Linked DNA regions of Homo sapiens: regions 1 and 2 are each linked to region 3. Evidence: read pairs that join two places in POLR2A ChIA-PET (ENCODE). Cell type or tissue: endothelial cell of umbilical vein. All regions are shown on one strand. Each heading gives the region's core, and the rest is flanking DNA. Links, peaks and the distances in the headings are about the cores only.

Region 1 (6,999 bases), core at 764-5,763, 580 kb after region 3:
AAACTAACATGCCTGGAACCTTGCCCCCAGGCTCCTGCTGCTGCTTCAGTAGGGAACAGAGTCTATAGAACTCTGTTCACAGGGTCCCAATCAGTGCTGGGAAATCACAGGAAACAGAAGCCTGCCATGAAAGCCCCCAGAGATCCCACCAAACCCAGGAGCCCCAGGCATGACATGCTGGACCTCTCAAGTACATGCCGTAAACTGTAGCAGCCATATCCAGTGTAGACCAGAGGCAAACCACAAATGCCCACATTGGCCATGAGTTGCCCAAAGTTCAGATTTACCTTGGATCCCTGGCTATCCAACTTGCAGATGAGCAAAGTGGCTCTTTATAGAAGCATTCCAGATAATCCTAAAGGAGTGATGAAATTAGAGTTAGAATGAACAAATAGAACTTACAAGGGTTGACTAGATCTCAGCTTTGAGCATTACTGGCTGCTAACATCACAAAAAAGAAAGATGGCTAGACCCACTCTATGGTACTTTATTATAGACAGAACAGACTAAGACACCAGGATTTCTCACAGTAGCACGTCATGTCTCTCTTTTTTTTTTTTTTTGACAGAGTTTTTGCTCTGTTACCCGGGCTGGAATGCAATGGCGCAATCTCGGCTCACTGCAAACTCCGCCTCCTGGGTTCAAGCGATTCTCCCACCTCAGCCTCCCAAGTAGCTGGGATTATAGGCACCCGCCACCACGCCCAGCTAATTTTTGTAGTTTTAGTAGAGACGGGGTTTCACCATGTTGGCCAGGCTGGTCTCAAACTCCTGACCTCAGGTGATCTGCCCTCCTCGGCCTCCAAAAGTGCTGGGATTACAGGCATGAGCCAATAACCCCTACTGAATTTGTATTTGTGCTTACTTGTTAATATCTCTTCTCCCCTACTCGACTAGAACAGTGGTTCTCAACGAGGTGATTTTGCCCCCCAGAGACATTTGGCAATATCTGAGATATTTTTGATTGTCAAGACTATGGAGAGGGAAGAGGCGGTGCTGCTGGCATCTAGTGGGTAGAGGACACTGATTATAGGCTGCTAAACCTCATTCAAGGCACTGGACAACAAAGACTTACCAGCCTAAAACGTCAATAGCACCAAGGCTGAGAAATCCTGGGCAAGAAGCAACAGGAGGAAAAGAGCCATGTTTCATTCTCCACTGTCTATCTGCAAAGAGCAGGTAATCCAGATATATTTCTTAAATGAATAAAGGATTATCTTGTTAATCGCTAACATCACACCTTCTTGTCAATAAATGACCTCAAAATCGGTGACCACGGCTCAGACAAGGCCATTTTTTGAGGTATCCAAAATTGAATATTATTTGGAGTATTCATAAAAAGATATCTTCCTGCTGTCATCACAAAAAGAGAGACACCAGACATGCTGTGCCTTTAGGGAAGAAAACACCACCACCTACAAGAAAATCCTTCCCCAAAACCCAAATCTGATTAAAGCCTCTAGAAAGATTCCACAGATTCCAAAGGCCTTCATTAGCAAATAGAAAGGACATTTATCTATCTATCTTAGGATTCCTTTAAGCGCAAAGGTCTTTAGAGCTGGAGGGAAAAATACACATCTTAAGAACCAGATAAATACAAAATCTCAAGTGATCTATGCTGTCAGCCTACAAATGTCCAGGTGTATGTAGAAGAATCAATAACGTGTGTGACTTAAAACTAAGGGTTAGGAGCCTCGAGAGCAACTCCCGTAAATTATGTCATCAGGGACATAGCAATTATGAGTAGGGTTCAAGTACCCCATTAGGGTCATTGACAAGAATTTAGTCAGGGTGCAGCCCAAATCTTGGGTGTGTATACCGGCTCAGTCACTAGGATGGTAACGGTCAGCTGTAAGAGGGTGAATCTTTCAGCTCCAGGAGGATTTAGGGAAAGTACAGCAACTCTTAAGAGAATCAAAACTGTAGGATTCATATTCGGAATGCAGAAAGAATCTGTGCGTATTTGATGTTCCATGTATTCATAAAGTTTAAAAGAATTTCTAAGCTTTGGAAATCACTGTAAAATGTATAATTGAGTAATCTTGTGATCTTAGTTGAAAACTATTTTTTTTCTTGTCACTGACTGGAGGCTCATGAAAACTAAATTATATACAGTGTTGGAACATTCTAAGAGAACTTAAGTTTCACCATGTCAATTTAATTCATTAAATTTAAAAGAGTTATTTGTAAACTTGGGAATGTATTTGTTTATTGAGACAACTGAAGCAATTAAGAAGGGAATTGAGTGTAGTCTGTTACAAGTTTTAAATATATTTTAAAATGCATGAAGGTGTTTAAATTTGTAAATAGGGTCAAGTATTTTCCAAAGGCCTCTTAAAAGTGGTTGCTATTATTTGCTGGACTTAAAATAGAATTTAAAAAGAAAAGAGAATAATAAGATTTCTAGACTGAACTTAGAAGGTTAAAGGAAAACTAGGCATTAGAACTCGTAACTCAAATAAATTGACTGTGAAATTTGTAAACCTGAATAAATCCCTTTTTGTGCACACACAACACTCTTGAAGGCTATGATCAACACTTCCGAAAGGTCATACAATGTCCAGATGAATGTGCTCGTGTAAAAAAATTACAAACTTATCTTTGCAATCCTATGTCAATAATGGCAAACCATATTGAAATACCATATTATTTACCAGATAAATTCCACCCTAACTCAGAAAGCTTACTCACCTCTCCAGAGTCTGCTTGAAGCTGATAAGATCTGATATGATGCAAGTTGCCTTCCTGCTAAGGGGCTTGTGTTTTCGTTTTTGCACAATCTCAATCTAACTTTCTGCCCTTGTTTTACATTCTCTCCCATTTATAGATTTGTGTGTGTGTGTCTGTGTATTTGTGTGTGATTTGGTTGTCATCTCAATAAGCTATTTCATCACTAACCAACTGATTTATGCTCCTTATAAAGGATCAGTTTAACTCTGTCACTTTAGCTAGAAGTGTTGATAGAAGGTCCTAATAATGCTGTTTGCAGCCATATGTGCTTTGGAAGTTACCGAGCTCTGACCGGGTGAATTCCACTGTGGTCTGATTGTGGCCAACAACAAAATGAGTCAACCATTCTCTGTGGTCCACAGAGCAGCACCATCAGCATCCTCATTAAAAATGGGGATTCTCGGCCGGGCGCAGTGGCTCACATCTGTAATCCCAGCACTTTGGGAGGCCGAGGCAGGCGGATCACGAGGTCAAGAGATCGAGACCATCCTGGCCAACATGGTGAAACCCTGTCTCTACTAAAAATACAAAAATTAGCTGGGCATGGTGGCACGCACCTGTAGTCCCAGCTACTTAGGAGGCTGAGGCAGGAGAATCGCTTGAACCTGGGATGCAGAGGTTGCAGTGAGCCAAGATCGTGTCACTGCACTCCAGCCTGGCGGCAAAGCGAGACTCAGTCTCAAAAAAAAAAAAAAAAAAAAAATGCGGGGAGTATTCTCAGGCCACACCCTGGACCTACAAAATCAGAATCTGCTCTTTAACAAGCTCCTCAGAATCAGAACCTGCTCTTTAACAAGCTCCTCAGGTGATTCCCATGCACATTAAGTTGAAGAAGCATTGATGAAGAAGGGGAGAAATGGGTGGGGCTAATAAAAAGAAGCATCAATCTAGACAAAAGTTCAGGTAACAGTAATCACTGTTTCAGTGATGTGTTGCTTGAGTTTTATGCTCAACAGAGTGCACAGTAGCATTTATTTATTTTTATTTTATTCTATTTTTGAGATGGGGTCTTGTTCTGTCACCTAGGCTGGAGTGCAGTGGCACAAACATGGCTCACTGCAGCCTCAACCTCCTGGGATGAAGCTGTCATCTCACCTCAGCCTCCCATGTAGCTGGGATCACAGGCACGTGCCATCATGCCTGGCTAATTTTTTGTAGAGACAGGATCTCACTTTGTCATCCAAGCTGGTTTTGAACTCCTGGGCTCAAGCAGTCCTCCCACTTCGGCCTCCCACAGTTTTTGGATTACAGGTGTAAGCCACTATACTCAGCCTTATTTTATGTGTGTGCGCATGTGTGTGTGTGTGTATGTTTTTGAAACGGAGTCTCGCTCTGTCGCCCAGGCTGAAGTGCAGTGGCATGATCTTGGCTCACTACAACCTCCACCTCCCGGGTTCAAGCAATTCTCTGCCTCAGCCTCCTGAGTAGCTGGGATTACAGGCACCCACCACCACACCTGGTTAATTTTTTGGATTTTTTTTAGTAGAGACGGGGTTTCACATCTTGGCAAGGCTGGTCTTGAACTCCTGACCTCATGACCCTCCTGCCTCAGCCTCCCAAAGTGCTGGGATTATAGGCATGAGCCACCGTGCCCACCTGCCCACCTGCCTGCCTTCCTTCCTTCCTTCCTCCCTCTCTCTTTTCTTTTCACCTTTGTTTGTTTGTTTTGTTTTGTTTTGAGGTGGAGTCTCGCTCTGTCGCCCAGGCTGGAGTGCAGTGGCGCAATCTTGGCTCACTGCAAGCTCCACCTCCCAGGTTCACACCATTCTCCTACCTCAGCCTCCCGAGTAGCTGGGACTACAGGCGCCCGCCACCACGCCCGGCTTTTTTTTTTTTTTTTTTTTTTTTTTTTTTGTATTTTTTAGTAGAGACGGGGTTTCACCGTGTTAGCCAGAATGGTCTTGATCTCCTGACCTCGTGATCTGCCCGCCTCGGCCTCCCAAAGTGCTGGGATTACAGGCGTGAGCCACCGTGTCCCGCCTCTCTCTGTCTTTTTTGAGACAGCATCTCACTATTTATGGTTGCCCAGGCTGGCCATAAACTCCTGGACTCAAGTGATTCTCCCACCTCAGCCTCCTGAGTAGCTGGGACTACAGGCGCATGCCACTGTGCCCAACTCTTGATTTTTTTCTAACTAGTTATAAACATAAAAATATTGTTTTCACACTATGCTTTTTTTCACAGTATTTTTTAAATCTAACTAAATGGTGATTTTTTTTTTAAAGGTTCCAAATGTTGGCAAGGGCACCGGAAAGCAGGAATTCCAGGGAATGTGAAGTGGTGCGTTTTTGAGGGCTGGCAATGGGGCCTCACATATATATCAAACACCTTACAAATGTTCGTACTCTTTGACCATTCCTAGGCATTTATCCAAGGAAAATAACCAGAGATGTGCATAAACATTAATGGGCAAGGATATTCATCATAGCATTATTTATAGTATTGAAAAATTGGAAACAGACTCCAACTTGCAGTTCTGGCAACTGGGCAGATTGGGTAATACATCCCCTACCCTCCATATTTCTCCAAACACATAGGCATGCTGTATAAAATAGAATACCAATATCAAATACGCAGACAAGCTAGGAAGAAAAATCCCTTTCCTCAGTCAGAAGGGGGTTGTATCCCTACTTAGACACTCACTGTTAAGGGCTGAGGTTTTCATTCCAGCACGAAAGTAAAAGACATGATGTTGACCCCATAAGACAGGAAGCTAGGCGGAACTGAGACTCCTGCATAAAGCTGGGACATGGACTGACCACCTCCTTCATGAAAGGGAGGAGTAGGCAAACTTCTCATCCTCCCAGGGAAGTAGCAAGGAAGCTTTTTTTTGGAGATGGAGTCTTGCTGTGTCACCCAGGCTGGAGTGCACTGGCGCCATCTTGGCTCACTGCAACCTCCGCCTCCCCAGTTCAAGCAATTCTCCTGCCTCAGCCTCCCGAGTATCTGGGATTACAGGCACCCGTCACCACGCCCGGCTAATTTTTGTATTTTTAGTAGAGACGACGTTTCACCACATTGGCCAGGCTGGTCTCGAACTCCTGACCTCTGGTGATCCGCCCTCCTCAGCCTCCCAAAGTGCTGGGATTACAGGTGTGAGCCACCGTGCCTGGCCAAGGAAGCTTGTTTCTTGTAGATACTCCAAGGGAGGGAATGGAAAACAATCTTAGAAGAAAACAGAATCTCAAGTCCATGCATGGAGTTGTGGAGTGTGAATGCACACCATCCTTGTGGCATGGAAATTCCAGACGAGAAATTAGTGGAAAAACGGGCCCCAGTCCAGTCCCTGGAGTATCTGGCAGAAACAAACGTAATCTACTTGAGAATTAGTAGCCTGAGAAATTAAGATAATAAAACTTAAATACTAAAACTTGGTTGTAGTAACCAGTTATTTTAAATTCTTTTGGAGTTGATGAGACATGAATTCTCAGAGTAGATAAACAAAAACAAATCCACACCTGTACGTGTCATATTAAAACTTCAAAACACAAAAGTTAAGAGAAAAATTTAACAAGAAGAGAGGGAAAAGAATCACCTACAAAGGAAAATGAAGTCATTTGATAATAAGAATCGCACCAGTAACAAAAGAAGCAGGAATGCAACGAATAATATCTTCCACCAGCTGAAAGAAAACACCTGATAATTTAAAACTCTATAACCAGATAAACTAATGTTTAAGAACTTAAGAAACAGGCCGGGTGCAGTGGCTCCAGTCAAGTGTAATCCCAGGACTTTGGGAGGCTGAGGCAGGCAGATCACTTGAGGTCAGGAGTTCAAGACTAGCTAGGACAACATGGCAAAACCCCATCTCTACTAAAAGTACAAAAATTAGCCGGGCATGATGACAGGCGCCTGTAATCCCAGCTACTCAGGAGGCTGAGGCAGGAGAATCACTTGAACCCGGGAGGTTGAGGTTGCAGTGAGCCGAGATTGCACCACTGTACTCCAGCCTGGGTGACAAAGCAAGACTCTGTCTCAAAAAAAAAAAAAAAAAAAAAAAAGAACTTAATAAATAGGCAAAATCTATATTTAAAAACAACAACAACAACTTAAGGCACTACTAGAAGACTCAAAGGAAGTCTTGACCAGAGGGAAGAGCTTGAATAGGAAATCACCAAATTAATCTACTAATTTTATAAAATCCCAAATAGTATAACAATATATTTTTACCAATAGATAAGCTATCTTAAAAATGGAAAACACAGTGAAAGAGTCAGAAAACATTGCAAAAAAGAAGACTAAGTGGAAAAGGCAGGACTTGGTCTGTTTG
Region 2 (6,999 bases), core at 793-5,792, 67 kb after region 3:
GTTAATTATATATGTAGTGAAAGACAAGCTTATGAGAAATGATCAAAATTTGGGTCACCTGTAGAACTTAACTTTTCTAGGTCAGATAAGGACTGTATCTCTTCATCACATTTCTCTTTCCATTTTCTTTGAAAAATCAGAAGACACAGTTTATTAGCTAAGCAAACACTTGGAATCACTGATATGTACCAAATTTTCTGCACATTCCAATAATCAAGTTCTTTTACAGCAAATACAACACCTTGACACTTAATAGATGTTCGTTTTGGAAATGATAGGTGCCAGTGACTCTAAAGATGATGGCCAAGAACAACTGGGAAAGGGTGGCCAATTGCCATAATGGTTTCAAGAGGATAAAGGCTCAGCAGTCCTTACCATTCTTGCTCAAGGTCATCCTAGAAGGGCATTTTCTAATCCAACATCACTTCAAAGTTCCAGCATTGGCCCCTTTGGTTTATCTTGCCTTGTTTGTAATCACTTCTTAAAATTCTTTTTGCCATTATTTTTCTCACTAAGTTTTTAATCTATCTTTGTTGTTGTTTTATTTTAATGGAAAGTTTGCTCTCATACGGCTTTCTCTGAGTTTCTCCAGTGCTAGTTGTCATGTAAAGTGACAAGGTTCTTGTGGAGGAATTAAGGCTGTTTAATTAGATTTCTGCTCAGATGATGAGTTTTGTAAATTGAAAAGGATGAGAGTGAGGTGTTACTTGGGTGATATGTACCTTGTAAGAAATTGTAGAAAATCACTTGGCAAAACAGATGGGAGTCTGTAGAAGACTTTTCCAGTAATTCACCAAGCCCTAAAAGCATTCATTTGTAAACTTTGAAATAATGAAAAATCACTGGGTTAAAAAGAAAGATGAACCATTTGTTTAATTTTGTTGTGCAGTTTTGTAATGCCAAAGCATTCTCTCTCCGTAGAAAACTTGGCAATGGCTTCATCCGGAGTCATTGGATGAAGACCAGCATGCAAACACCAAACGAGCTATTTGTGTCTTGTGAACGTGTGTCTGATCTTGGATGAAGTATATCCTGCTGGGGGCCGACATGAATGTCCAAAGTTATAATCCATTTTCACTTGCAGATGAGGGTCAGATTCCCACCCGATCTGACCCCCTGTGAGAATGCTTTCAAGGTATAATTAGAGTCAGATTCTGGGCCTCATTAAACCACATCATACAACCCACAGTCAGCTCTGGCTCTCCATGTAATAGGCTCTAGAATTATGATAATGTGATAGTGCAAATATGGTGGCTTTCAGAAACTGGATTATGACGAGCCACTATAATAATGGTTGATTTCCCAAGTTCACGTCTTAGGATTCCCATGACAAAGGAGAAAAGAACTGTTGGTCTGCACAGAAATTTATCATCTCTGGAGAAGATTTGTTTTTACTATTGCATTTGAATAATGTCTATTCATATGCAATAGTAAGACAGTTGAAACAGTTTACTCTACCAAGTTTACTAAAATTGACAACTCATGAAGCAAATGTAGTTTTTCTTGGTAGAGGTTAAATTTAATTATTAAAGTATCTAACACATACTTGAATGTCTCCCTTTGGATTCAGTGCCCTTGACTTAGAAAAATTTGATTCATAACAGGCATTGGATCCTGTTTCTTTCTTGGGCATATTCATAAGGAGTAATGAGAAGATATCAGCAAAAATCTTTGAGTATTTTGGAATGAGATTAATCTTATGAATAAATGAATATAAGGCTTAGTAAGCTGGTATTACTTTTAGAATGACATTCCCAAGTTTCAGTTTTGAAACTTTATATAAAACATTATCCAAACCTTTCATCGTCTGCAAATCTTTCTAGTTTGGGTGGTATGACCTATTGCATCATATACAGAATCCTACCTAGTGGCTCAGATTGGAGTATGAACACTTGTACGTGCCTCTGAAGACAAACCCTCTAATGTTTGAATTTGGTAGTGCAGATTTCCAAGGTTAATACTTAAATGTGAAGCAATAGGCCTTAATTGGAGGCCCAAAGGCTGAGCATTAGAAAGTTAGAGAGAAAGTGTGCTTTTTTCTGATATATCTTATTGTGCTCCCTCCCTCCACACAATACAAGAATTCCTTATCCTGTCTCCATTACAGTATTCCACACACAACCTTCTTTACCTGGAAATATTTACTTGCGTGATTGACTAGAGCAGCAGAGATGTTTCTGGCATGATATAAAGAATAATAGGAACAGGTAGTGATACATTTTTTAAAATAGCCATTGTTGGCCAGGCACAGTGGCTCACGCCTGTAATCCCAGCACTTTGGGAGGCCAAAGTGGGTGGATCACCTGAGGTCAGGAGTTCGAGACCAGCCCGGCCAACATGGTAAAACCCCATCTCTATTTAAAATACAAAAATTAGCTGGGTATGGTGGCAGGCGCCTGTAATCCCAGCTGCTCGAGAGGCTGAGGCAGGAGAATTGCTTGAACCTGGGAGGCAGAGGTTGCAGTGAGCTGAGATCACGCCATTGCACTCCAGACTGGGCAATAGAGCCAGACTCTGTCTCAAATAAAGTAAAATAAAATAAAATGGCCATTGTTATTTCTAACTCAACTTTTATATGAGATGGTCTTAGCTGGATGGTTTCAGGTGAAAGAGTCAGAGGGGAATGGAATGATTGCAGGTGAGAAGGTAACTCTCAAGTAAAAGCTTTGGTTCACTTATTGCTCCCATTCATGACATTCAGAAACAAGAATAATCCTAACAATCAATCCACCATTTTGTTACTGAACCAACCTTTTACTTCTGGGTCTAATATCTAGTTTAAATTATTTTTCTCAATAAATGAACATAAAATTGTCTTCCAATGACAATCAAGTTGAAATTATCTCTGTGTATAAAATAATTACAGATTATGAAAGAAGCCAGACATATCATTTTTTACCTGATTCGGTTGACTTCTATTTTTAATTTGCTAAATTAAATGTTGTAGGAAAAAATGAAGAGCTTTGTTCTAATTTTGAAATTCCACAGCAAAATAATTGAGTCATGCATATAAAATGTCCGTTAACAAGAAGACAATTGTAGTACTGGTTATTTTTGTTTGAAATAGAAATATGAAATTTTAAATTCAGCTATTTAAAATGCCCGAGGCTACCATGGAATGTACAAGGCTCTCAGTGAGGAGCAACACAAAGATTTTTACAACCAAGTGAGGTAACTTCTTGGCCTAGGAATTTATGATAGAGCTTTTACTATGCTTTTAAAAGTATTTTCCCTAGATATAACATCAAGTTCATATATGTAAAGTCGTGAAAACTATATAGTGGTCTAATTCTCTGACAAGGCAAGCTTGGTATTGAGATGTCATAAGTTCATTCAAGGAAGCCTTCTGTCAATTTCCATAGGATTGGGAAGGTGGTGCCTTGTCCATCTTTGCAGGTGTTGGAAGGGGAGCATTATTGCATAGATCTGTTCCAGTTTCACAGCAACACATAGACTGTAGTGTAAAGAAAGAAAAAGTGATAGGACTTATGTAGATATGCACTACAAGCAGTTATGACCATGACCAGCTCTTACTGTCACTTCCTGATTTAATTATCCCAACAGTCTTTTGACATAAACATCATTCAAATAACCACAGATACGTGGCCTGAAGCCAGATATAACAAGAATCAGCCAGTAAAGAAATAGGTTGAATTTAACCAAGTAATAAGTAACTGGAGTTGTTACTGAACCCAAACCAGGTGATTAGAAAGTTAGATTCCCAGGGGAATTCTCATTACAAGAACCATCTTATCAGATAGGTAATTGGAAACCCTGTTAAACCCACCATAACAAAGGCTCAGCAAGTGTACATCTGCAGTGCCAGTACAATCAGTGAGTCTTCAGTTCTTATGAACGTTCTGAAATCTTTTATTATTAACCATTGACCCTCTAACCTCAACTTCTTTGAGATGATAAATTTGTTTCCTTTAGTAAATAAGTAAATTCCTTTTTTTCCTCCTTCCCAGGAAGTTTGAGATTCATGTATAAAGATGAAGAACTAAATAATACTGGCTGAGCCACCCTAATTTGAAAATCCAAAATCCGAAATGCTCTAAAATCCAAAACTTTTTCAGCACTGACATGACGCGAGAAGAGGAAAATTCCACACACAAGTACTTAACACAAACTTTGTTTCATGCACAAAATTATTGAAAATATTGCATAAAATTACCTTCAAGCTTATGTGTATAAGGTGTATGTGGAATGTAAGTGAATTTAGTGGTCAGACTTGGGTCCTATCCCCAAGATATCTCATTATGTATGTGCAAATATTCCAAAATCCAAAACACTTCTGGTTCTAAGCATTTAGGATAAGGGATACTCAACCTGTAGCATAAAATCAATATTTTGGGTTATGACTGGGTGCAGTGACTCACACCTGTAATCTCAGCACTTTGGGAGGCCAAGGTGGGAGGATTGTTTGAGGCCAAGAGTTTAGAACCAACCTGGGCAACATAGCAAGACCCTGTCTCTACTAAATAATTAATTAATTAACCAACTGTGAGTGGAGGTTCTTGCCTGTAGTCCTAGCTACTCAGGAGTCTGAAGCAGGAGGATCACTAGAACCCAGAAGAAGTTGGAGATTACAGTGATCTATGATTGTACCACTGGACTCCAGCCTGAGTGACAGAGACAGAGACCCTGAACTTAAAAATATATATATATTACAACTTGGGACTGAAATATTTGTTTGTATGTTAATAGTTCATAGCATTTAAGATAATATGACATATTACAGAAATTTGACAGATTTGCTTTGAAATGCTAATTTGAAACACGTAATTTTTTTTTTTTTTTTTGAGATGGAGTCTTGCTCTGTCACCCAGGCTGGAGTGCACTGGTGTCATCTCGGCTCACTGCAACCTCTACCTCCTGGGGTTCAAGTGATTCTCCTGTCTCAGCCTCCTGAGTGGCTGGGATCACAGGCACCCACCACCATGCCCAGCTAATTTTTGTATCTTTAGTAGAGATGGGGTTTCACCATGTTGGCCAGCCTGGTCACGAACTCCTGACCTCAAGTGATCTGCCCGCCTTGGCCTCCCAAAGTGCTGGGATTACAGGCATGAGCGACCACGCCCAGCCTAACATGTAATTTCTTTTAGAACTGTTATTTTAAGTTGGATCTGTAAGATAGTTTAGGTTTCAAAGCAATATTGCAATGTTCAAAAAACCTTAGGTTTCAGCATTTTCTTTTTTTTTTTTTTTTTTTTTTTTGAGACAGAGTCTTGCTCTGTTGCCAGGCTGGAGTGCGGTGGCGTGATCTCGGCTCACTGCAACCTCTGCCTCCTGGGTTCAAGCAATTCTCCTGTCTCAGCCTCCCAAGTAGCTGGGATTACAAGTGTGCACCACCATGCCCAGCTAGTTTTTGTATTTTTAGTAGAGACCGGGATTTCGCCAAGTTGGCCAGGATGGTCTCGATCTCCTGACCTCGTGATCTGCCCACCTTGGCCTCCCAAAGTGCTGGGATTACAGGCGTGAGCCACCACGCCCGGCCTGGGTTTCAGCATATTTTTTAAGTTTAGTTTATTAGATTTATAAGAGCTACTTAAGGACTTGGGAAGGTATAACGTGTTAGGATTTTAATTTTATCCTGTTAGCATTTGAAGTGCTTATAAAGTAAATCAAATGTGTTAAATTGATAAATGCAGTTTAAAGTGTTACAGGAGTAATCTGAACAGTGATTCCTCATAGGGGTGAGGATTGACCTGAAGAGCGGCTCGAGGGTACTTTCTAGGGTGATAGAAATGTTTTATGTCTTGATTGAGCTGTCGGTTATCAAAATCCATTAAACTGTCCCTTAAGATCTATGCATTTCCTTGCATGTAAATTTTACCGCAATTTAAAAATATGTGTGTAGGAACTTAATCAGCTAATGTATAGACAGAATTGATTGTTTAATGGAGTTGAGTCTATTCAACTTGAGTTAATCAAACATTGATTCAAGGACTCCCGAGAGTGATTATTCTTGGTTTCATAAAATTTATTAGATGTATGAATAGAATAATGAGATCATAATTTGAACTTAAAAGCTTAAGGGAAACTACATAGTGAATTGTTGACATAGATGCAGTTCTTGAACAAAAATCTTGATGGTCTGTAAGTCTGTGTCTATTCCTTCTCCTAGTTGGTTGGACTCCTGGGTAAATAGGACAGTCTTCCTAGTATGCTGCGTTTAGCATGCAGCACTTGACTATTGATGAGTGAATGGAACACCTCTAGAGGCCAACTACATCATCCTTCTGTCCTCCTTGTAGCACTAGCTCATTTGCATAGATCAGCATGTCCGATAAGCTCACACCTTGAAGGGCAGAAAGGACCCTTCTTGAGAAGACTGTACACAGCACTGTGTTTTTATGACAGCAAACCTCAGTAGCCACAAATCCCTGGAGGATCAGTAATGCTAGTGCACACAAGGAGCTCCCTCCCAGCCTGAGGGCTCTGCCACCCAGGTAGGGCTAAGAGGATGGAGTTGACAAAGGGAAGTCAAAAATGAGAGAGCTGTCCATCAGGAGTGTTGCTGAGCCCTGAATAGAGATCGATCGAGGTGGGTCTTTCCTTCCCCCTTATTATAAACCTGTACCTTTCCTTTTATTCTCTAGGATACCTTCTCTATCTTTTCTGGTTTGCAAAAGAAAAAAATAGTTAGATAGTCACTTTGAATCAGGCTTGGGAAAACACTTATAAATAATAATTCCACACATGTAAGATGGCTAATCAACCTAGGTCTGAAAATGACTTAACAGGAAAACATTTTCAATATCAGTCTCTCATGATTCCCAAACACACACACACACTCACAAACTCACCACAACTTCAAAATTAGCAACCAAAAGACATCTAAATGCTGTGATCTTTCCTTTTCTCTTCCAGATCAGATTAGCTTTGCTCTTCACTGTCCTTTTGTCAAAGCCCCTATTGTACAGCTCTCCAGTGTCCTTCCTGCCTGCCCTTCTACTGCCATTGTAACTTTTACCAGCCCCACTACCATTTCAGAAG
Region 3 (6,999 bases), core at 929-5,928:
AGGGCTCTGTTTATTTGAGCAAAATCTATGGGTGAGGCTTACCTGCTTTCTGCCAATTTTCCTTGTACAACAGCTGATGTCAGAGGGTGGTTGGATAAGGAGCTTGGAGCCGTTGGTAAGGAAGTTCTTATCACTTTCTTGCAGGCTCCTTTTACCTCTAGTCTTCTATGACTCAAGGGTCATTCAGTGCCAAATGAAATTCTGCCTCTGTGGTAACTGCTAGAAAGTCCAGTGATGATCTGATTTCTAGTAACAACTATTGGCCATATCCCCAGGAGGAGATAAGAATTGTGTCTATTAGGAAATAATTTTCCATGGATCTATCACCTTTTTGTACCTCTTGTGAGCTGGAGCACTGAATGATTTTATTCCAGACTATTCCCCAGGATGTTTGTATAGCAAACAGTCTTGGGAGATAGAGGTAGTATCTCGCGCCAGGGGAGAAGGCAGGTTTGTTTGTTGTTCATTATATTAAAGACAATGTCTTCCTCCAGGGCAAAAGTTGGGCAGGCTAACTTGCAGTCCATTATAAAAGATTCAGATTTCCTAAGCTTGGAGTTGCTTAGGTATGATGCAAATCTCCTGAGTGTGCAAACATGGACCTAGGATGCTCCGTAGGACTTCGAGAACAAGGGGAACCAACAGAACATGAAACACATACCATTTGAGTAAAAACAGCCTTTATCTTTGATTCAGGTGTCTTCTGCCAGCATTCATGAAACGAAACTGGCAAATAGCAAAAATCTGAAACATTTCACTGTTCTTGATAGTTTCACATGCTCCATCCATGCCAGGGTCCCTTATTTCCTGCAAAATAAAAAAATTCTGACAAAGAGTGCATATGGGACAGGGTGACCTTCACTGGGAAGCGGAAGTGAAGCCCCAAGTTCATGGTGGGAGATCAGTGGTAATGAACAGAGGTATGTCATAGTGTAGGAAACAGATGAAATTGCCAATGTGAAGATAAGTCATTAGTGTTAAGAATAAAAATGCTAGTTCATTTCACATTCACATACTGTTTGTTCACATAAGATGCTCCATAAATGTTATTGAATAAATGGATTTATATCCTTCTTGCTTGCAAAAATGGTATGAAGAGGTTTCCAGTAAAAAACACAGATAATGAATTTATTCAAAGAAGAGTGGGAAGAGGCGATTCAGGACAAGAAGGGAAGAAGGACCCCAATCCCCCATCCCCTACCACCCTGTCCTTCCATAAGAGTGAGAATTTTGTCAGGCATTTTAAAAAGTTCACCTCACTAATCCTCAAAGGACCCTTAAGATTGCTCTCAGATAAGGAAACTGCATAGAAGATAGGAAGAGCATCTGTGAGTATAAGATATGTACAGTATCTGGCTCCGATCTGCCTTTGCAAGGAAATGGCAGAGCCAGGATTTGAACTCAGGTTATCTGGCTTCAAGGTACTACATGTTTTTTGTTTGTTTGTTTGTTTGTTTTTTGTTTTTGTTTTGTTTTATATGACTGAGTTTTTTTACTCTATCACCCAGGCTGGAGTGCAGTGGCGCAATCTCGGTTCACTGCAACCTCCGCCTCCCAGGTTCAAGTGATTCTCTTGCCTCAGCCTCCCGAGTAGCTGGGATTACAGGCACCCGCCACCATGACCAGCTAATTTTTCTATTTTTAGTAGAGATGAGGTTTCACTACATTGGCCAGGCTGGTCTCGAACTCCTGACCTCAGGTGATCCGCCTGCCTCGGCCTCCCACAGTGCTGGGATTACAGGCGTGAGCCACTGCGCCTGACCTCTACATGTTTTTTTTTTTTTTTTTTTTTTTTTACAGGACACCACATTGACAGTGTCAGCCCAAAACTAGACCAAGAACACTTGGGCACACTGAGCTCAGGGCTTAGCCCAAAGTTTTCTGAAAGCATGCCAGAGGGAAAGCTGGATGAAATGCTTTGGTAAAGAAGAAAGCACATCAGCTCATCACTCATCTGACAATAGAAAGGACTGATCAGGAAGTGGGGAAAAGGAGAATAGTGGCAAAACATAGAAAAGAGAAAAAAAAAGACTGAAATTTTTAATGGAGCGCAAAATCAGACATATTTTTTTACTTTTTTGAACTTCTTTAGAGACTACAATAATAATTCTTATGTGATAAGTCCAATAAGCTATGATGATGTTTTATTAAATGTACCATCATACTAGCAGCTTTTGCAGAATTTGCATCAGAAGAAAAGTATAAGATATTACCACCATGACTTGGCAAAAGCGGTATACTATATTAATGTTAGCCACTTAGTTGCTGTCATTGTTTCTCAGCACAGTACCCATTGCCTAGTTTCCCTGGGAGTTCTTGAAAGCTCTATTGAAAAGTTATATTTAAAGTGTAAGTTAGAGTGTGCTGTGAATGGAGAGAAAATTGTTTTTCTTTTTGTAAAAAATTCACTTTCCTTGGGACTATATACTAAGTTAGCTCAGTTATTTGACAGAACCAGTATCTTATTTTACAAAGAGAAAAACATAGATCTAGAAATTTCCAGAAGCAGATCACTGGTTGAAAGGGCGGGGCGGGGGGGGGCATGTGATTGAATGTGATTTGAAGGCAGTTTTAATTTTATGACACTTTACAGTGTGTGTGTGTGTGTGTGTGTGTATGTGTTTTAATGATAACCTAATTTTATTGTCCCAGACTTAAAGATCTGTGCCACCTGGAGAAACTACAGTTCATCCATTAGCATGTAAATCTGTTAAGAGTATTTTTGCTTGAATTTCTCCGAGAAGGCTCCCGGCTTTGTTCTGTACAGACACACAGTCCCGACGCTGTTCTTAATATCCTGTTTTCATTTGTCAGCGCTGTTGTCCTTTTCATTGCCATGTTCCCATCATTCCTCTTCTTTCATGTGGTGCTTTACAATAACATTCAGAACAAAAGAGTCACTCCTCTTTCTGTTGCCTTTAAAAAAAAAAAAAAAAGACTTCTTCCCCTGACTGCAGAGCTTCAGTGATCAGGGGAAATGTTTAAAGCATGTTATTCGTAATAGTTAACCAGGAGTTGTGAATAAGGGTTCGTTTTCCTTACTTTTTAAGATCAGGAGGTAGCTTCAGGGTATTGTGAGCAAAAGGTTTTTGTGTGTGGCTGACTTTGAAGTTGAGGGAAAAAGCGATTTTCTTTGAGAAAAGGAGGCATCATATTTGAGAGAATTTCCAATCTGCTCACACAATGGGAATCAGTTACTCTATAACATCGTCATTACCTCCATGAGTCACGAGACTAGTATTTGTTCTTGTCTTTGAACTTAAGCTTTCCAGTGTTCAGAGAACAGTTGTGAAATGTTGCATTGGCCATCATCAATAACTATTTTGCTCCTGGTTGGTAATAATTGGGAAGGGGAGGGTGTGTACTTTCTCTGCCTTCTAGGAGAGTATTATATAAATAAAGTGAGAAAAAGTTTCCCCAAGCGGCAAGCTTTTCTCCAGGGCACAATCTATTATACTTGCTGCAAAAATCCCACTTGACTGGTCTTTCAGAGAATAGATCACTTGCGTCATTTTGCTCATTTCCAGGTGACCTTTTGCAGATATGAGCAGGCAGTTGTTTTTAAATAAACATTATCTACAGGTTTCTGTTTCTGCACTAAGGAAGGAATGTTTCTGTAATGCAGAAGGGATGCTATGACTGAGGGGTTTGTGAAGAGTGAATTCTAGCCAGTCTCAAATAATTCTGAAAAGGTGCTTTTGTATATGTATATGTGTACTTATGTATACATGCACATTGTATATAACTACAAAAACTAATTCCATTATGGACATATATAGGACTTTATACAGACATAGTTATATGAATATATATAGAAATACCTATCAAACTATAAATACATTTGAGAAAGCATTCAGGGACAGCAGTGTTAAAAGCTTTTCATCTGTGACTGGTTTCACAGAAATTAGTGACTTCCATTTCTGCTACCATCACGCTGTTGGTCTGTTCACCAGGAGGGTTGATTTAGACTTCTGCCAGGAGACTAGGTGTGGCCATCTCTCACCCTCTTCCTCTCTGTCCAGTCTGCTATCATTGCCTTCAGAACCAAATTCTTGCATGATACCCAGTACAGCATAGACCTGGAAAACATCGGTCATTTTCAATATAATGTAAAATAGGTTCTGTGTGCCTTTAAAACTAAATGCTTTATTTCTTAAACTGTAAAAGACATGAAATGTCTGAGACATTCAGATAGTGGGAAATTTCATCTGCAAGTTGTCAGATTATGCCCTTTAGAAGATTGTAATTTTTTTTGTTGTTTATCATTTTCTCTTGAGGGGTGGAGTAAATATTTCTTTCCTGATGTTTCAACTTCAGATGTTCAGGCTAATTTTCCACTACAGTGCCAAAATAGGGAAAAGTTAGGCCTGTAGAATTTTGACAATTTAAATGTTGTTTTAACAAAAGCCATGTCTTGATGAAAAGTTCTTTAGAATTCTACTTGATGATCTATGTGTGTCTCTTCCGAGGACAATGAGAACTTCTTAAGGAAGTCATCTATATGTGAAATTGAGTAATCCTTTTATTCATTGTTAAAAGACAAATGAAGTTATAATTTGGAGAGACATAAGCCAAAAAATCTATGTTTGCATTTTTATGTCCTAACATGTGAAGCATGCTTTGATTTACTGTGAAGTGTTGCAATGGCAATAAAGTAGATGTTGAGACGTGCAGACTGGGCAGCCCGAGGAAGCAGTTCTTGCCTCTGCTTCCCCTTTATCATGAATGTTCCTTAAACACCTTTGGTGGAGTCCAAATGTCTGGATTATGAATTGAATTGTGCAAGATTCTTTTTTTAAACACTTTCCTGATGATTTACTTTACTTGCAGTTTCTTGTCTTGCATGGTGATAAGCAATATCCTTCAAAGAACTGCAGCGCAGGACTTTTTTTTTTTTTTTTTCTTTTAGGAAGACTACTTCCCCTTCCTCCTTTAGTCAATCAAATTTTAAAAGATTACTTCTTTCCATTCTCAGTTCACCCTTTCTTTGCCATTCTGGAGACTGAAATTTTGGACACCCATCACAGATTTGCTATTATATATATACCGTGTATGTAATATTAAATATATATATATATATACACACACGATGTTTTTATATATGTGTGTACATAATGTATGCATACGTGTGTATGTGAAACCTGTGTGTATATACATATATTTTAAATTGTTTATCAGGATGATAGATTGCTATTTAGGTCACTATTTTTGGAAGAAATAAATGACTGTTCTTTGTGTCTGTACTGGAGATTGTTCTTCCTGATATAACTTTGAAGAAAACTTCTTCCAGACATTATACATTAATTCAGAAGATAAAGGCACAAAATAATGTGTATATTATTTTTTTAAATGAACAAGCCAGCATGCAGAGCATAATGTGATCATGTGCTCAGTACGACACTGAAAGGCCCCAAAGGCAAATGAGTCTAGTGCCTGTTCCCAGCCCCAGGAGCTGGGCAGGACGGCTCCTATTGGTGGCATTGAAAGCTAGCATTCAGCCTTCTGCCACAGGACAGTGTCTCATTCGGCCAAGCTGCTGCTGGTCCCTGTAAGGAATGAGAGTACAGATCCCGTTGCCAAGTCCTCATTTTTTTGGACCAGGCAGTGGGTGTTGAGCTGACCTGAGCTACCTTTCCATTTGGGTTCAGTTGAACATTGAGTAGGCCAGAGGATAGGGAAGTTGTGGCGGGGGCCGTGGAAAAGGCAGTTGATTCTTCAACTCGGGCAACCCTGGCGGAGTGGATGAGGTGGAGCTGGCCTTCCTGGAATTGTTGGACCGATTTTCCTGTTGTGTTTCACTGTTGACGCACTCACAGACACACAGGACCGCTCCAGCACTGCCTGCCACCCACCGTCTGGTCTCGGTGGCCTGTCTATCATTTCGTGGGTCCCCATCCTCTGCCTACGGCGATGTTTCTTCAAAAAGAACTAGTGTGCAGTCCATTGGTGGGTATTCAAGGTGATCTCTTTGTCAGAATCTAGAGAGGTGCTCAAAGAACTATTAAGGACCAATGTACTAGTTCCTGTTTTTAACCTGTTTATCAGTCTTTCAATTGAACAAATTGGATTTCTGAAACTGCTGAGGGGTTTTCTGCACTATTAGGACAGAACAGGATAGGGTGGTTGTTCCTCCAGGAATCTGGGTTGTTCTTTTGCATTGCCATTTGTCTTTGTGCTTGTCTGCTTGTATAAATGAACCTCGAGAAGGAGTGTTTAAGTATTCTGTTAAGTAAATTTGGAAGACTAGGTTTCAATTAAAATAACCAGACAGTGTGACCCAGCTTCCATTTCCCCTTAATTTTGATCATTAAAGCCTTCATATCCCCACAGACATCTGCCATGCTTCGAAGTGATTCTTCTCAGGAATGTTCATTCATTATTAATCAGGTTGCATGGTCAGGCGAGTATGTGATTATTTTAAAGAATGTCCTAGAGATCCAGTTACTAAGAATGAGCATGTTATAGGCAGATGTGAAAGTACAGAAAAGATTTGGTTAACAGTTTAATTTGATTTGCATGAATTCCACCAGGTGGGTGTTTGGCGAAATTAAAAGTCTTCCCTGGTTCTCACTTCAGATATGAGGTAAAAAAATAATAATAATAATAATAATTTCAGCACTTCTTAAAGAAGAAATGTCAAGTTATTCAAAATATCTATTGTATTAATTATTTTAAAACTTGAGGCTAGCATCTCAGTGCTCATCTGCTTGTCACTTTTTTTTTTCAAACAGTCCCTCTGGTCCCCTACAATTTTCTTGGCAGAAATTCTTAGTTGTCTGTTACTGGTTGAGCAAATGAATTTGAGTGTGCTGACATTTGGAGGCTAAATGCAGTGATAATTCAGAGTAACATTCTTTACCTATAAAATGTTACTGGATCACCTTTTTTCACCTGTTCTTACTTGATGTATTATTTATACTGTTGTTTTTAAGAACCACTTTGCGTTTGTACTGAAACAGCCTACATTATGCTATCAATTTCCAGTCTTTCAGAATGCAG

What was found. Peaks named below come from ENCODE experiments on the same cell type or tissue, not always from the same donor. Only the 100,000 strongest peaks of a DNase experiment are listed, where the experiment ranks them.
Region 1: POLR2A ChIA-PET joins it to region 3 with 6 read pairs; 2 of 35 experiments call an interaction of 5 or more read pairs at or near these places.
Region 2: POLR2A ChIA-PET joins it to region 3 with 8 read pairs; 3 of 35 experiments call an interaction of 5 or more read pairs at or near these places.

What each region holds. Positions count from the first base shown.
Region 1 is chrX:9,999,799-10,006,797 of GRCh38, reverse strand. No RefSeq gene overlaps it. Among named protein-coding and RNA genes, the nearest start is that of WWC3, 12 kb to the left of the region's middle. In endothelial cell of umbilical vein, for the core only: no CTCF peak of the experiment used is centred there; DNase peaks (open chromatin) are centred at 2,807 and 5,047; H3K27ac peaks cover 2,701 bases.
Region 2 is chrX:10,509,049-10,516,047 of GRCh38, reverse strand. The region is part of intron 3 of MID1 (midline 1); the gene reads left to right. Among named protein-coding and RNA genes, the nearest start is that of MID1, 110 kb to the left of the region's middle. RefSeq lists an enhancer at 6,441-6,999. In endothelial cell of umbilical vein, for the core only: no CTCF peak of the experiment used is centred there; a DNase peak (open chromatin) is centred at 3,587.
Region 3 is chrX:10,575,731-10,582,729 of GRCh38, reverse strand. All of the region lies in intron 1 of MID1 (midline 1), which reads left to right. Among named protein-coding and RNA genes, the nearest start is that of MID1, 41 kb to the left of the region's middle. In endothelial cell of umbilical vein, for the core only: no CTCF peak of the experiment used is centred there; DNase peaks (open chromatin) are centred at 2,949, 3,109, 3,489 and 5,669; H3K4me3 peaks cover 183 bases; H3K27ac peaks cover 3,904 bases.